Linked DNA regions of Homo sapiens: all the other regions are linked to region 1. Evidence: chromatin loops called from intact Hi-C (ENCODE). Cell type or tissue: A673. All regions are shown on one strand. Region 1 overlaps SPINK1 (serine peptidase inhibitor Kazal type 1). Region 2 overlaps JAKMIP2 (janus kinase and microtubule interacting protein 2). Region 3 overlaps JAKMIP2-AS1 (JAKMIP2 antisense RNA 1). Region 4 overlaps DPYSL3 (dihydropyrimidinase like 3).

The links. Peaks named below come from ENCODE experiments on the same cell type or tissue, not always from the same donor. Only the 100,000 strongest peaks of a DNase experiment are listed, where the experiment ranks them.
Region 2: it touches region 1 in a loop (11-fold over the local background); 2 of 110 quality-filtered maps call a loop at or near these places.
Region 3: it touches region 1 in a loop (4-fold over the local background); 3 of 110 quality-filtered maps call a loop at or near these places.
Region 4: a loop joins it to region 1, with 3 times the contacts of the local background. A loop is called at or near these places in 14 of 110 quality-filtered maps.

Annotation. Positions count from the first base shown.
Region 1 is chr5:147,820,978-147,824,977 of GRCh38, forward strand. It overlaps SPINK1 (serine peptidase inhibitor Kazal type 1), which reads right to left. Exons shown (of 4, transcript NM_001379610.1): 4 at 3,605-3,729. The coding sequence ends at 3,684. Among named protein-coding and RNA genes, the nearest start is that of SPINK1, 8.7 kb to the right of the region's middle. In A673, a CTCF peak has its summit at 1,942 (motif pointing left); a DNase peak (open chromatin) is centred at 1,924; H3K27ac peaks cover 2,151 bases.
Region 2 is chr5:147,742,452-147,746,451 of GRCh38, forward strand. The region is part of intron 1 of JAKMIP2 (janus kinase and microtubule interacting protein 2); the gene reads right to left. Among named protein-coding and RNA genes, the nearest start is that of JAKMIP2, 38 kb to the right of the region's middle. In A673, a CTCF peak has its summit at 1,845; DNase peaks (open chromatin) are centred at 1,400 and 1,710; H3K4me3 peaks cover 627 bases; H3K27ac peaks cover 3,742 bases.
Region 3 is chr5:147,574,963-147,578,962 of GRCh38, forward strand. All of the region lies in intron 1 of JAKMIP2-AS1 (JAKMIP2 antisense RNA 1), which reads left to right. Among named protein-coding and RNA genes, the nearest start is that of JAKMIP2-AS1, 17 kb to the left of the region's middle. In A673, CTCF peaks have their summits at 2,176 and 3,666 (motif pointing left); DNase peaks (open chromatin) are centred at 2,169 and 3,639.
Region 4 is chr5:147,462,282-147,466,281 of GRCh38, forward strand. All of the region lies in intron 1 of DPYSL3 (dihydropyrimidinase like 3), which reads right to left. Among named protein-coding and RNA genes, the nearest start is that of DPYSL3, 46 kb to the right of the region's middle. In A673, a CTCF peak has its summit at 2,126 (motif pointing right); a DNase peak (open chromatin) is centred at 2,130.

The DNA of each region.
Region 1 (4,000 bases):
TGAGGAAACTGAGACTTTGAGAAATTCTCCAACTTCTCCCAGGACACAGGGCTTGATGGAGGCAGAGCCAGATTCAAACTCAGCCTCTCTAAATCAGAGCCTCTGATCTTAACCATTATAGGGTACATTTTCCCACCGAATGAAAATTAGTATCTCTTTAATCTCTACCCAATTAGTCTAAATTCTACCTTTTGGGGCCAACCAGATCATGTTCATTCCTCTTCCCCATTCACTTATGTACCAAAAAGAATATTAATTAAGTACCTCCTAGGTGTTTGATATTGTTTTGAGCCTGTAATACAGCAGTGAAAAAAAGGATAAAATTTCTGCTTTCACGGTGTTAACATTTTAATCCCTTAAATCTTTTGAAAAGACCCACCAACTTCTAAGGGTTTTCCTTTCCTTAGCCCAAATATTCCTGCTTCTTCCAACCACTCATCATGGAGAAAAATTTCAAATTCTTATCAATATTGGTAGTTTCCTTCCTCTAAACATATTCTGGTTTGTAAATCATCTCTTTTAAAACACAACTACCTGATACAGTTTGGCTCGGTGTCCCCATCCAAATCTCATGTCAAAATCTCCAGTGTTGGAAGTGGGGCCCGGTGGGAGGTAATTTGGATCATGTGGGTGCTAAATCTCTCATGAATCATTTAGCACCCATCCCTTTGGTGCTGTTCCTGTGATACTGTTACACGACTTCCTCCTCAGCTCTTCTAAAAACTGGGTTCTTGTCACACAACCAGGAAAGATCAGGCTTGTGGACACATAGAAGGGTGAGAAAAACGGAATTTATCGGGCAAAAAAGGAAAAAGAGAAAAATTTTCAAACTTTCAGTAGAGTGAGAAGGAAGCCTGTTATCCAGCTTCTGCCCCACCACACAGGAACTCAAGAGGTCGGGTTCCTCCCCTCTGCAAAGGGCATGAACTTCTGTGGCTCCACGTCATTCTCCCAGTTCAGGCTGGTCGGAGGTTCTCCAGGGAGCCCTTTTTACTTGACTGTCTCAGTAGTGAGTGAGTCCTCCTGAGATCTGATTGTTTGAAAGTGTGTAGCACCTCCCCTCTCTCTTGCTCTTGTTTGGCCTATGTGACCTGACTGCTCCCCCTTCACCTTCCACCATGATTATAGGCCTCCCCAGAAGCTGAGCAGATGCCGCATCATCATGCTTCCTGTATAGCCTGTGGAACCATGAGCCAATTAAACCTCTTTTCTTTATAAACTACCCAGTCTCAGGTATCTCTTTTTTTTTTGAGTTGGAGTTTCACTCTTATCACCCGGGCAGGAGTGCAATGGTGCAATCTTTGCCCACTGCATTCTCCACATCCTGGGTTCAAGCGATTCTCCTGTCTCAGCCTCCCAAGTAGCTGGGATTACATGTGCCCACCATCATGCCTGGGTAATTTTGGTATTTTTAGTAAAGATGGAGTTTCACCATGTTGGCCAGGCTAGTTTTGAACTCCTGACCTCAGGTGATCCACCCTCCTTGGCCTCCCAAAGTGCTGGGATTACAGGCATGAGTTACCATGCCAGGCCACAGGTATTTCTTTAGAGCAACGGGAGAATGGCCTGATAAACTACCATACATGAACATAGCAATCCACATGCTTTCTGATGGGTCAGAGAGAGAACAGAACCATTAAAGATAGACAATTTGGGTTAATGGGTTGCTTCTGCTTATAATCTCCAAGTCTTGTCTCTCCAGACTTGTAGACTGGTTCAATTGGACATGAAAATTTGTAGCATTCAATTATTTAATTTCTGTTTATCATGGCAAAGGTCCTTAATATTAGGGATGTCCTTCGAGTGTCCTCTAGCATCACAGACAAGTTGTTGGAAGCCATCTTGCATCCATAACTGCTGTTAGAGTGATATTTAATGAGAGCTGTTAGACGGCGGTTTGGCTGAGGCACTTGGCAGACTACAGCATCCTCTAGTGGTCAGATTTAAACCTCAAGACGTGTATATTCTGAATATCACAAGAAATTAACCTAAACCTTAGAGTGTCAGGCAACTGTGTTTGGCAAGTGTGCAATAGCTTTTGACTGATTATTTCTGATTCAATGGGTGATCTATTTCCTGCTGTATATTAGAAAACCTGCTGTTATCTCAGGCTCTGTTAGCTCTCTACCCAGTTTTCCATTCTAGGCTAGTTCTTCATGAGTTTGGGAATTCAAGCTGCTTTTTCATCTTCTTCCTCCACCTCCCCCTCCTCTTCCTCCCCCTGCCCCTCCTTCTCCTTTCCCCCTCCTCCTCCTCCTCTCTCTTCTCTCCTCCTCCTCTTTCTTCTTTCCTCCTCCTTTTCCTTCTCCTTCTTCTCCTCCTCTACCTCCTCTTCCTCCTCCTCTACCTCCTCTTCCTCCTCCTCCTCCTCCTTATTCTTCTTTTAATAGCTGTACATACCTTTTTTTTCTTTTGGGGAACTTCTTTAGTTTTATCTGATTTGCTTCCCTGAATATAAACACATAGTCCTTTTTAATAGGAAGGTGTTATCTGAAGTTTCTATAGAAAAAATAGGCAATGAGTAACTCACGTGAGGTGATTGTGGCTTAATGGAAGAAGCATTAGATTTGAAGTCAGTCCTGTATTATAATAAAAACCTAAGCCTGTCGCTTTGTTTGCTTGCAATATTAGGCAGGTGATTTCACTTAGTTCTAAGTTTACTCATAAGATAAGGATAATCTTATAGGGTTGTTTTGGCCCACACATAAACCAAAGTGTGCTGCACAAAGGTCTCTTGATCAGTTCATCCAGTCTATAGTCACTTTTTTCCTTGTCAGATTATCTTTTGGGAATGGTTTGATAGTAGAAGAGACCATTCCCAAAGTTAATCCAGAATCAGGCCTCCCCACCTACCTGCCTCAGGTTAGCACAGCACAAACCCATCAGGCCCTATGAAGCAGATCTCCCAGGGAAGCACAAGAGGAAGTCCTCCATCCAAGCCCCGGGTTATCAGGGACAACCACAGGCTCTACGTTACCACCATTCACCTTAGTAACTAATGGGGAACTGGCCCTGCTGGGGAAGAACTAAGGCTAAGTCCAGAAGCTGCTCCATAGCCTTGTTAAGAAAATGTACTTTTTTTGTTTGTTTTCTCAATGATTCAAATCTTTTTGAGACAATTATGTCTGACCCAAAATCTACATTCTGAGATAAGTGGAAAATCTCAAAGACTAAACTCTATTCCACCATATAGGCAGCTCTATGCCCATGCACGTAGACCTGTGCCAGCCACAATAGATGCTCAATCAAATCCCAAGGAAACCTAAAGGAGTTATTGCAATCAGCAGACTGTGATGGGTAACATGTTTCTGGACTGGGTATTTTCCAATTGTTCCTTAAAATAGTAGTCCAGTCCTCAAAGAATTTCTTGTATTCATGATCATCTGTGCTCTGCCATTTAATATCTGCAATCACATTTTCTAAGGCAGTGACCTCAGGATGTGAGAAAGATGAGGAAAGAAAAGGAATTATGAGGGAAACCCTGTCTGAAATTACAGGATTCCTGATGTTTTTAAAACTTGGTCTATTCTCAGTCTTACCAAAGTCCCCTGACCCTGGTATAATCAAACATACCTTTGAGGAAAAAGCAAATGGAAACAACAGGGGATATTCAGATACATTTATTCAACAATAAGGCCAGTCAGGCCTCGCGGTGACCTGATGGGATTTCAAAACCTTGGTTCTCAGCAAGGCCCAGATTTTTGAATGAGGATAGAAGTCTGGCGTTTCCTGCAGTAGAGATTAAAAAAAATATATCAGCTTAAACTTCACTGATGAAAAAGTGACTATGGGAGAAAAACAGGGGGAAAAATAACAGCTTCATTTAAAGTTGGAGAGGTTTGAGATTTATAATCTTTTCTCTGTCTTTCATTCATTTATACATTCACTTAGTCATTAATTCATCAAATATTTATTGATTACTGTTGAATACACTAAGGATACAACAGAAAGGAAAAATATCTGTCCTTACAGTTTTTACAGATCTCGTGGGGTGTTACAG
Region 2 (4,000 bases), 79 kb before region 1:
TACTATGTGCCAGGTCTATGGGAAACAACTAACGAAGTCTAGCTCCCATGAAGTTTGCAATTTTGTGAGGGAAGACAGGCAATAATGACAAAAAATAAATTAAATAAATTTGAAGGCTAGCAGGTGACAAGTGCTAAAAAGAAAAAGTCCAGCAAGATAAGGGAATAGAGAGATGGGGGTTAGTTTATGTGGTATGATGAAGAAAGTAGATTGTTAGTGCTCAATAAATGCTTATTATGTATGTGAATGAACAGCTGTTCATAATCCTACGTTTGTTATGTCAGCTGGTCCTTCAAGAAATGATGCTAGTCCTTCCTCCAGGCATTTCTTTTTTAACTTACTGAGTTGTTAATGATCCCTACACTATTTCGGTGTTAGAATTGAAGAAATTACTGAAATGTAAGTACTAATGACTTAAAAAAAAAGTCTAGCACAATTCTTGGCACATAGTAGATATTTTACAAGCCTCCTTGATTTACAGCATTGGAAACCTGAAATAGAACTGAGTTTTGACTCACCTTAGAATTCCATACATTTTCCTAATCTGCAATGTTAGGCTTTTTCCCTGTGAGAAACTTTCCAAATAGTACCTGTAATCATAATCAACTTTACTGAGTACTTATTATGAGAAATAAATGAGTTTGTTCCATGTTAGTTCTTTAAGTCATCATCTTATGAATCCTTACACTGACACTGAGAGAAGTACTCATGTGGATCCTTTTTTCTTTTTTTGGATTGCAGGAGGTGCGACAGGCTTCAAGCCAAGGCTGTCTGACCTGAGACAAACCAATGATCACTCTCACACGCATTATCTAAATAAAACTTATCCACTTAATTTGAAGTGACTTTTTTGTAGAAGGCTGGTTAACCTGCTAAAGATACAAAAATTGCTGATGGTACTTGAATAGTAGTATTTGAGTGGGTGTTTGTGGAGGAGAAATCTTTTAATTAGAATCTGTGCATCCCTCACAATAAAATGCAGGCATTAGACTTTGATCTCAAAGGAAACTTATAGCCCTGTTATTTTTAAAATATCTACTGTTCACTAATGGGATTAGGTTGAGGTTTGACACACAGAAACCTGGATTAGTAATTTATCCTTATTGTCTCTCCATTATTCAGAAAATAATTCACAGATAGGCTGCTTGATTGGACAGTTCAATGCTACTTTGAGTTTTTATTTGTGAATGCTCCACAGTAGTGAATATCCTAATGAGTATAAGGATTCTGCCAAGGAGATTTGTCTTCCTCCTCTTGTTTTTGGTCTAGGGTATTATGTTTTGAGTTGGCTCTGGTTTCCTTGTGAATTCTCCAGAGCTACCAGAAGGCCCTTGAAGCCCTTAACCTCTTAATGATGTTCTTCTCCAAAAGGCTCAGCCCTGAAAAACAGAATTGAAATATGCTCCTCTGTGGAGGCTGGCATTTTTCCAAGGCTAATCAGAAGGCTGAATCCAGTAACCCTCCCCTGCAGCACTCAGCTAGCTAGCCAGCTTTCTTTCCCCTCCCTCCCTCCCTCCTTCTCCCTCCCTTCCTTCCTTCCTAACTTCTTTCCTTCCTTCCTTCCTTCCTTCCTTCCTTCCTTCCTTCCTTCCTTCCTTCCTTCCTTCCTCTCTCTTTCTATTTTTCTCTCTCTCTCATTAAAGCAAGTTGCTTCATTTGTTTCTTAGGGCAAAAAATATCAAATAAATGAACGAACACAGCAAATTGGCCTGTTTCCAAAGGGCAGCTAGAGATATTGAGGAGAGGACCCAGGATGGCTCTTGAATTATTTTTCCAGCTGTGCTTACCAAAAGAAAACAAGTCTTCTCTGGCCAGCTGTGTCATATTTAATGATGACAGGGGGCACTATGTCTATAAGAAGCCACCAGCTTCCACATGACCCTTTATGTGACACCATTAAGATCACACCCAGACTCTTAAAAGTTCACTGAACTTCTTTGAGGTTAATAAATAAATTGCCAAAGATTCTCCAAGGCCAAGTAAGGCTTAGGCCACTTCTATTTTGGAGCCTCCAGTTGCATTAAAGATGAATAAAAATCCAAAAGAATTCTCTGAAAGTTGTTACATATTTTAAACCTATTAAACCCATTAATACTGTTTTAAAGCAAAGATACAGAGCAATATCAGTGTGCTCCTTACAAAAATAATTACAGCATTTATTATATAAAATTAATCATAGTTTACTATAAGCTGTTTAATGGTAAAAAAATTAAAGATTGGTACAAAAATATAAACATTTAAAATGGGTGATGGATGTCTTTCAGTCCTGTTACAGTATCTCTGTGAGTGTACCCAGATCCTTGTGTGGATATAGTTTAAAAGTTAGGGCCAGGCACAGTGGCTTATGCCTGTAATCCCAGCACTTTGGGAGGCCAAGGTGGGCAGATCATGAGGTCAAGAGATTGAGACCATCCTGGCCACGATGGTGAAACCCCTTCTTTACTAAAAATACAAAAATTAGCTGGGCATGGTGGTGCGTGCCTGTAGTCTCAGCTAGTCAGGAGAATGAGGCAGGAGAATCGCTTGAACCGGGGAGGCAGATGTTGCAGTGAGCAGAGATCATGCCACTGCGCTCCAACCTGGCAACAGAGCTAGACTCTGTCTCAAAAAAAAAAAAAAAAAAAGGAAATAAGGTCTGGCCTCAGCACCTATTGTAGATTCTGTAAGATGCCATTGAGTACTTCTTGAACACTAGAACCTAAGGGAAAACATCAACAAACCGACCTTGGCGGATGCAACTTAGATCTACACTAAGAAACACTTTACCAATGATCTGAGAACAGCATGTCAGCAAAATATTAACCAGTGCAAGAAAATCTTATTTTAAGACTAAGCTGTCTTCAAATAATTTGGAGAACTCAAGATCTATTATTTTAGGTTTCCAAACCTTTGAGTTTTGTTGGATTCTGCTTGATTAACCACTCCTTGCTTTATTAACAGAGAATGCCAACAGTAACAAAATCTTGACTTGCTATCTCTGTATCATCACTGTAAGAACTAGTGATTGTCTTTGGTTTCACTTACCTAGGATTGTCTTAGGATTCATCCAGGAGGACAAAGATACCCATCCTGCCCTAATCACTCCAGACCACCATGGAGGTTTTGGTTCTGATATTTGATTTTTATGGCCTTTTGTACTCTCCTCTTTTGTTGTCAGCAATTATATTTATCACATCTGCCACTGAGCCTGCAAAGAATAGACTCTCATCTGCTCCGTACTTTCTTATTTCTTGGGAGATTAAAGATTAAAGAACTAACTTTGTTGACTGTGTCTTAGAAAAAGACACAGACATCATTAGGACAATGTTATTATGAATACATGATACATGGCATTAACTTCAATGTTTGGACTTTAGTTAATTTATTTTTGTACTTTTACTTTGTCAGAGACTCTCTGAGTCTCAGATTCTTCATCCATAAAATTATACACAGAATTTTGGTGAAGATAAGTGTATTTATATAATGTAATAGAATAGATGTCATGGTTTAATAGGAGTACAATATTATATATAATTACACTTAACTGATATACACAAGTATTTACAATTATTATTGTTTCTGATTATTAGTGGTGTTGAAGATAGAAGTTTCCAGACAACTGAATTCTGGGAAGATGAGATCAAAGTTTGTAATTTTGAGAGAATAGGATCCAAGTTGGAAAAATCCAAAAGTAAATATGCAGTTAGAAAGAACTGGACTTTTGCATGCATCAGACTCAGCCAGAGGAAATAGGTATATTTAAGATTCTTTTGAGCATCCCTGCTATCCTGGCATAGCAGGGCTTTACCATACTTCCAGAAATGCTTAAAGGCCTTTCATTCAGACATGCCAAGTAGAGGTATTCCCTCATCAAATTCTCTCCCAGAAAAAGCTCGATGACCTGGGTTGTACTCATGGACGAAAGACGGGAATAGAGTTAACACAAAGATAGAACTTCAGAACAATTTTCTGTGGCCAATTGCCCTTCTGGGACTTTAGGTTCCCTTATGCATTATAAACT
Region 3 (4,000 bases), 250 kb before region 1:
TATCCTTTTGTCTTTAGTGAGAAAGACAGAGCAGTGAAAAAGAGGGAAGTGAGCTATGTTCCCTCTTAATCCTTAGTACATTAATTGGAACAGAAAAAGAGGAAAACAAAAACAAGACAAAACGTTCCTATTCTCTATCCTCCCCTTGTCTAAAAGTGTTGCTAACATTTAATAGATGTGTAGATTAGCTCTTACATGTGTAGCCTATTCCAGGTGTAGCCTGTTCCAGGTGCATGGAGGAATATTAAAGACATTTATTAAAGACATTTATATTAAAGACATTTATGTCTGGAGGCAAAATTACACTGGCAACATAATAGTGAAATGAACATAAGCTTTGGAATCAGATCTGAATTCGGATTCTGACTTGGCCACTTATTGGCTGAATAAATCTGGGCAAGTTACTAAACTTTTATTTGTTACTTTCTTCCTTAGTAAATGCAAATTTGTTAGGAGCATGAATGATAATGATTGGGCTTCTACCCTGTACCAGGCATTTTATGAATATTTTAAATAATGTTTTAATTTAATTTAATTCAATCCTTACCATAAGCCCAGATTATATTATTTTTATTTTATGGATGAGAAAATTGAGCCTCAGAGATGTTCATTAAGTCGATCAAGGTCATATAGCTAATGGGGAACAGAGCTGGGATTCAAACATAGTATTCTAAAGCCTATATCCTCAGATCACTCTAGAGGCCATATAGCCAATTTAAAAATGCATGAAAAATTTTTATACATCGTAGGGACTCAGTCATTGTTATATTGTTATTTATTTAATATATAGTGAATTATATGTTAGTTATATTGATAATTATATTAAGATATATTATATAGGATTATATAATAAACTTTAATTATTAGTAGTAGTATTATTTTTTGAGACTGGGTCTCACTCTGTCACCCAGGCTGGAGTGCAGTGGTACGATCTTGGCCCACTGCAACCTCTATCTCCCGGGTTCAACTGATTCTCGGGCCTCAGCCTCCCAGATAGCTGGGACTACAGGTGCCCACCACCATGCCCAGCTAATTTTTGTGTTTTTAGTATAGACAGGGGTTTCACCAGGTTGGCCAGGCTGGTCTCGAACTCCTGACCTCAAGCGATCCACCTGCCTCGACCTCCCAAAGTGCTGGGATTACAGGTGTGAGCTACCGTGCCTGGCCGGATTATATAATATAAATTAATTTTATTATAATATAAAATAATTACATTGTTATTTTTAGGGAAAGTTCACTAAACTTGAAGTCAGATGATCTGACCCAGGTCTTGGCTCAACCATTTAGTAGCTCCACCAGTAGGCAAGTCACTTACACAGTATTCTCTCTCTCTGTTTTTGAGATGGAGTTTTTGCTCTTGTCACCCAGGCTGGAGTGCAGTGGAGTGATCTCAGCTTACTTCAACCTCTGCCTCCCGGGTTCAAGCAATTCTCTGGCCTCAGCTTCCCGAGTAGCTGGGATTATAAGGCTGTGCCACCACGCCCGGCTAATTTTTGTATTTTTAGTACAGACAGGGTTTTACCACGTTGGCCAGGCTGGTCTCAAACTCCTGACCTCGGGTGATCCACCAGCCTCGGTCTCCCAAAGTGCTGGGATTACAGGCATAAGCCACTGCACCCATTTTTTTTGTTTGTTTGTTTTGTTTTGTTTTTGTTTTTGTTTTGTTGCTCAGGCTGGAGTGCAGTGGTGTGATCTCGGCTCACTGCAACCTCCACCTCCCAGACTCAAGTGATCCTCCTGCCTCAGCCTCCACAGTAGCTGGGATTATAGGCGCTTGCTACCATGCCTAGAGACAGGGTTTTGCCATGTTGGCCAGGCTAGTCCAGGCTGGTCTCGAACTCCTGAGCTCAAGGGATCCTCCTGCCTCAGTCTCCCAAAGTGCTGGGTTTACAGGCTGAGCCATGGCGCCTGGCCCACTTACATAGTTTTCTCATTCATATTCAGGCATGCCTGCCACATTGTAGTTGTTCAATAAATGTTTGGTAAAAAAAAAAAAAAAAAAAAAGAAAGAATGAAAAAATGAATATTCTTAAGGTCCTTTTCAGGTCTTAAAAAATGACTCCTGTTGTGATAGTGACACACGAAAAATTAAACAATTGATGATCAAATGAAAAGTTAATTGTCAGTGATGTCTGAGAGGCGCCCCAAACCACAGCGGTTTTTCTACAGCGACGCCCTGTGGTGTCGGTGAGTACTGCGAGGGCTAGCTACTGCAGGGCCTGGTTCTCGGCATTTTTGCCTAAGATTTGTTTGTTCTTCCTCTACAAACTATTAAGCCAATCCTGAACAGGAAGACTTTTTTTTTTTGGTTATTTAAATAAATCACTGCTTATTTACTCAACGTTGCAGTGCTCTTGGTGATGATGTTTTGCTTAGCTTTTTCAGAGAGCACCAGGAATCAGGGGAGGATGATGAAGGCAGGGTGTCTGGGTAAGAGGCATCCTTTCATGCTCCTGTTTTTTCAGGCTTTATACGCTCGTATTATCCTTCTGCACTTTATCCCTTTATACTAACAGATGAACTGAACAACATAATTAATAAAAGTGTGATTTATTGAGCCTTTACTATATAGCACACATTGCAACTTTTTGTGTGAATCCTGTTACATATCTTATTTAATTTTCTCAACAGCCTGACAAGGTAAATGGTATGATTATCCCATTTGGGGGCAGATTTAAAATGCTCAAGTCGCTTCTTCAATGACACATACCTAGTGGCAGAGATAGAATTAGGACCCAGTCCGTATGTCTCCTATATACATATTGCCTCTTGTAACAGAATAGAAAGAAAAATAGATCAGAAGGAGTAAAAGCCAGCATCACTGGATCTCTGCTTAATTTCCATTTGTAATTAAAATAAAATTAAAGCACCTGGCTTATTTTGAATGGCGCTTTCCCATAGCAGCCCCTAATAACTGAGGAGGTACAGCACTAAGAAGCAGGGATCCTTGGTCAATTACCGAGTGACTTATAAAATGCCGTTTATGGTTAGGAATGGCAGACTAATGAAATAAAAGCTTATCTAGCTAATGTTTTGTAAGAACAAGAAGAAATTATTGCTGTTTTTTCATTCTTGGGATTCTTGGGCGGTAACTTTTTGTTAAATTGTCTTTTTTTTTTCTTTAAAAATCCCTTTAAGAAACATAAAATGTTCCGGCAAAAATATTTAAAACATTAACAATATTATTTTAAAAAATCAAGGTCATCCACACAATGGGAAAAACTCTAGACACAATAACATACCTTTGCTTGTCGGTTCTCTGGGGAAAACTTGTTTCAGAGGTGGGGAATTAGGGAGTGAATCTGATGAACTGCCTTGACCTCTTTTATCTGGCGTCTGACCAAGTCTGAAACTATTTGGAGGTCGCTAAGTTTCGCTGGGTCTTTGTATTTGGAAATGAATTTGCTGCCTGCGGCGAAGAAAGCAATCCAGCCTCCCTGAAATAAGGAGAGGCTACAAAACCCGAGATAGTGAACAATCATGCCGGAGGAATGGACAAAGCAATGCTTATGTTTAGGTTATTACTTTCATATGGATGTGGGGAATTGAAATGCAAAACCAAGGGGCATCAAAATATCACATAAAATCAGCTTTAGGTTTTCCTTGAGCTCACACTTTTTTCCCTGGACTTGTGGAAAAATGCTACCCTCCTGTGGTCAGACAGTAGAATACAGAAAAACAGAGACCTTTGACCAGGAAAATAAGGTGAAATTGAACAGGGAATGTGGTGATCTATTCGTAAGTGTTTTCTGAAGAGCTTATGGCTTATCAAAAAGACACCTTCAGAAAAGAAAAAAAAAAAAAGAACAACAGAAAGAAAGGAAAGAATAACAAAACAAACAAAAAGCTAAGAATAACAACAAAATTACTTTCCAATAAAATGGCCCAGTTAACCTATTTCCACCTTCATGGGGACTTCTCTGAGCATTCAAACAAGAAGCAATTGCTCCCTCCACAATTCAATACATAAATACTAGAATTAAAATAATACACCAAGACT
Region 4 (4,000 bases), 360 kb before region 1:
TGACTTAAGGCTATGTTAATTATCCTTTCCTCCACCATAATATAGTCTGAAAGATCTAGATTGTCTGGACATCTTAAAGAACATCCCAGTAGTATACTTTATTGATAACATCATGAAAATATGACTAGATGAGCAAGAAATGACAAGTACATTGAAGGCTTTGGTAACGCACATGAACTCTTATCTACAAAATGGAAGATAAAGATAAATCTACAAAGATTCAGGGGCCTGATATCTCAGATTGGGCATGCCACAACTTCTTTCAGAGTAAAGAACAAATTATTGCACTAGGGAACTCCTGCAATGAAGGAAGCACAAAGCCTGGTAGGTCTCTTCAGGTTTTAGAGACAACATATTCCATATTCCAAAATGTGTTACAACCCACATACAGAGAAGGCTGTCAGTTTTGAGTGACACCTGGAATAGGAAAGTGTTCTGTAACAGATTTGCCTGCAGTGTAAACAGCCCAACCACTTTGGCCCTATGATTCAATGACTCCTATGTTATTGGAGGTATTTGTGGGAAAAAAAAGCCACGTGGAGGTCACACAAATGCCAATAGGAGAATCATATTTAGATTCCTAGGACTCTGGAACCAGAAAATTACACACTATCTGAAAAAGAGTTCCTTTTGGACCCTGGTAAAGACAGAAGCCCTTATCAGGGTCATCAAGTGACCACGCAGCCACAAATGCCCAGCACAAGGTTCTGTCAGGTTCAACATGTTATAAGAACAGGTGGACCTAGCAGCAATTCACTGCAGATGGAAGTGGTACATCCAGGATTGGCCATGAGAAATGCTGAAGGGCATAAGTAGGCTACCTGAGCAGGTGGTCTAGTCTCCCATGTCATCCACTACTTTTGCTCCAGCACCTTTCTGTTAGCACACACCTGTGGCCCTTATGACCAGCTGATAGAGAAGAAAAAAATCTGAGCCTGGTTTACAGGTAGGCCATCTTGGTGAGTAGAGCAAGCTGAAAATAGACCATGGCCACATGACAGCCCCATTCAGGAGTGGTGCTGAAAGACAACAATGAGGAGATACTTTCCTATGGCTTCAGACAGTGCACCTAGCCATCTACCTTATATGGAAAGAAAACAAAAACGTGGCTTAAGATTATATATAGACCCTAGGCAGCGTTGACTTGGACCCGGAAGGGGAAAGATTAAAAGATCGAGGAAAAGAAAGTCGTGGGTAGAAGCAGATGGGTGGACCTAAGGGAATGGGCATGAAGAGTCAAGATACATGTATTGCATTGTTAATGCCCCCCAGAGGGCATCCATCACAGAAGAGGCACTAAACCATGAGGTACATAAAGTGACCCTGTTAGTTGACATCTGCCAGGCTCTGCCATCAGCAGCCCCAATGTGGCACAATGGGCATATGATTAGAGTAGGCACAGTGACAGGGCTAGAGGCAATGCAGGGAACCGACCAATGCTGATTCAGCTACTGGTGCTGTCAAATGTCCGTCATGCCAGCAAGAGAGAGCAACCCTACTTTCCAATCTGGCACCATCCCTTAAAGATACAAGCAGCCACTTGGTGACAAGTTGAATACACTGGGCCCCTTTCATACTAGAAGGCACAGGGATTAATTTTTACAGAAATGAACACATTCTAGGCACAGATTTGCCTTTGCTGCTGCTAGGGCCTTAGTCAACACCACTATTTGAGGGCTTAAGGAGTGTCTCATTAACTGGCACAGGATCCCACAAAACATCACATGAGACCAATGGGCCCACTCAATAACAAATGAGATACAAGAAAGGCCACATGACCACAGGATCCACAGTTATATCAAATACCATTTTAACCAGAAGCTACCATCCTGAGTGTGAAGGAATGGCCTATTGAAGGGACAACTGAAGTGCCAATTCAGAGAGGAGTCTGTGCAAGGATAGGGAGCCATCCTCCAGGGTGCACTGGACATTTTACATCAATGCCCTTTATATGGTGCTGTGTCCCAAAAGGAAGAATACATGAATGCAAGAACCAAGGGGAAGAAGCAGGAGTGATCCCTTTTACCTTCACTCCCAGGGACCCAACTCGAAATACACGCTTTCCACTTCTGCGGTTCTGGGTTATTTAGTGCCTTTTCACCAAGGAGAAATGTTTCCACCAGGGGGCATAGCAAGAATCCTACTGAACTCTAAGTTGCAGCTGCTACCTGTGTACTTCGGGCTCATGGGCCCAGAGTCTGTAAACAAGCAAGGAGAGTCAGCATCCTTGTAGGACCCTGATTATCAGGAGAAGGTAAGGCTGCTGTTACACGATAAAAGAAAGGAAGAGTATGTATAGTACCTTTGTGAACTACATGGGTTCTTATATGTACTAACTTGCCCAGCATTAATGGTATAGACAAGTACATCAGCCATAATGTACTTGAGCCTGAGAAAGCCATGGTGACCAGGGACTCTGCCCCTTCCATGTCCTAACACCAGGCAAACCATCTGGACCAGTGAAGGTACTAGCTGAGAGTGAGGAGCATCTAGAATGGTCAGTAGAGGACAATAATGGGTCTTACTGTGGTCTTAAGACCAGCTGTGGAAAAAGAGGCCCTGAGACCTCCCAAGAGAAGAGACCCTAAATCCTGAAGTTTTTGCTCCCTGAACGTACACAGAGAAGTAAATCTGAGGTCAGCTGTGGTGGCTCATGTTTGTAATCCTAGCTCTTTGGGAGGGCAAAGGGAGAGAATTGCTTGAGCCCAGGAGTTCAGGACTAGCCTAGCCAACATAGCTTTTTCTCTACAAAAGTTTTAAAAATTAGCTGAACGTGGTGGCACATGCCTGTAATTCCAGCTACTTGGGAGGCTAAAATAGGAGGATTAGTTGAGCCCAGGAGGTCAAGGCTGCAGTGAGCTGTGATCACACTACTGCACTCCAGCCTGGACAAGAAAGTGAGATCCTGTCTCTCTCAAAAATAAAATAAAATAAACAAAAAACAAAACAACAACAATAACGAGGAAGTGAATCTGAGCTATATGAAGAGTGGTCTGTAGTAGACACTTGGTATTCTACCCAGGTCTCTCTTTTTTTTTGACGGAGCCTCGCACTGTTGCCCAGGCTGGAGTGCAGTGGCACAATCTTGGCTCATTGCAAATTCCACCTCCCGGATTCAAGCGATTCTCCTGCCTCAGCCTCCCAAGTAGCTGGGAATACAGGTGCCTGCCGCCACGCCTGGCTAATTTTTGTATTTTTAGTAGAGACTGGGTTTCACTGTGTTGGCCAGGGTGGTCTCAAGCCCCTGACCTCAGGTGATCCACCCGCCTTGGCCTCCCAAAGTGCTGAGATTACAGGGGTGAGCCACTGTTCCCGGCCCCTGGTCCCTTAAGACTAAGGGATTTATTACCCCGGGTGCTCTCAACCCTTTTCTGAAAATTGCCCCTGTCTAAAGCCCCGCCGACCCAGGGCATATGACCCGATAGTTGGTTAATGTGAGCACCCAGAGGCCTGGCCTTCTAGTCAAAAAAGGGGAAGAATTCTAAAGGGTTATCCCAGTATCATGCCTGCCTATAAGGTCATATAAGGTCTGCTGAAGCCTTTGTTAAGACCACAACACGGCTTAACTTGTCCCTCTCCCTGATCCTTCTTTTTCTCTTCCCTTCCACAGATGTCGATCCAGGAACACTCCCGAATAAACTTCCTTCATCCTATTATTCTTCTCAGATCTGCTTCCCAGGATACTCAGCCAACAACAGTGAGATTGATATTAAATAAATATGTACATGGACAGACATTTTTTATTTAGCCAGCATTTTAAATTTTATAGATTTCACACTCACATTTATATTTCTTTAAAAATTAAGAGACCTGGCAATTCTGGGCTCATAGACACACATCAGTGCCCATTAGCTAGAGTAAAATATTGGCTGCCTGTTGACAGAATATGTATTCTCCAATTAGCCATAATGTCTGTTGCTTCCTCTTCCTTTACATGGGGTTTGCTGCCATTTATTTATGCCCCTGCCTGGTTTATGGTCATCTGAATTTCTGGCATCAG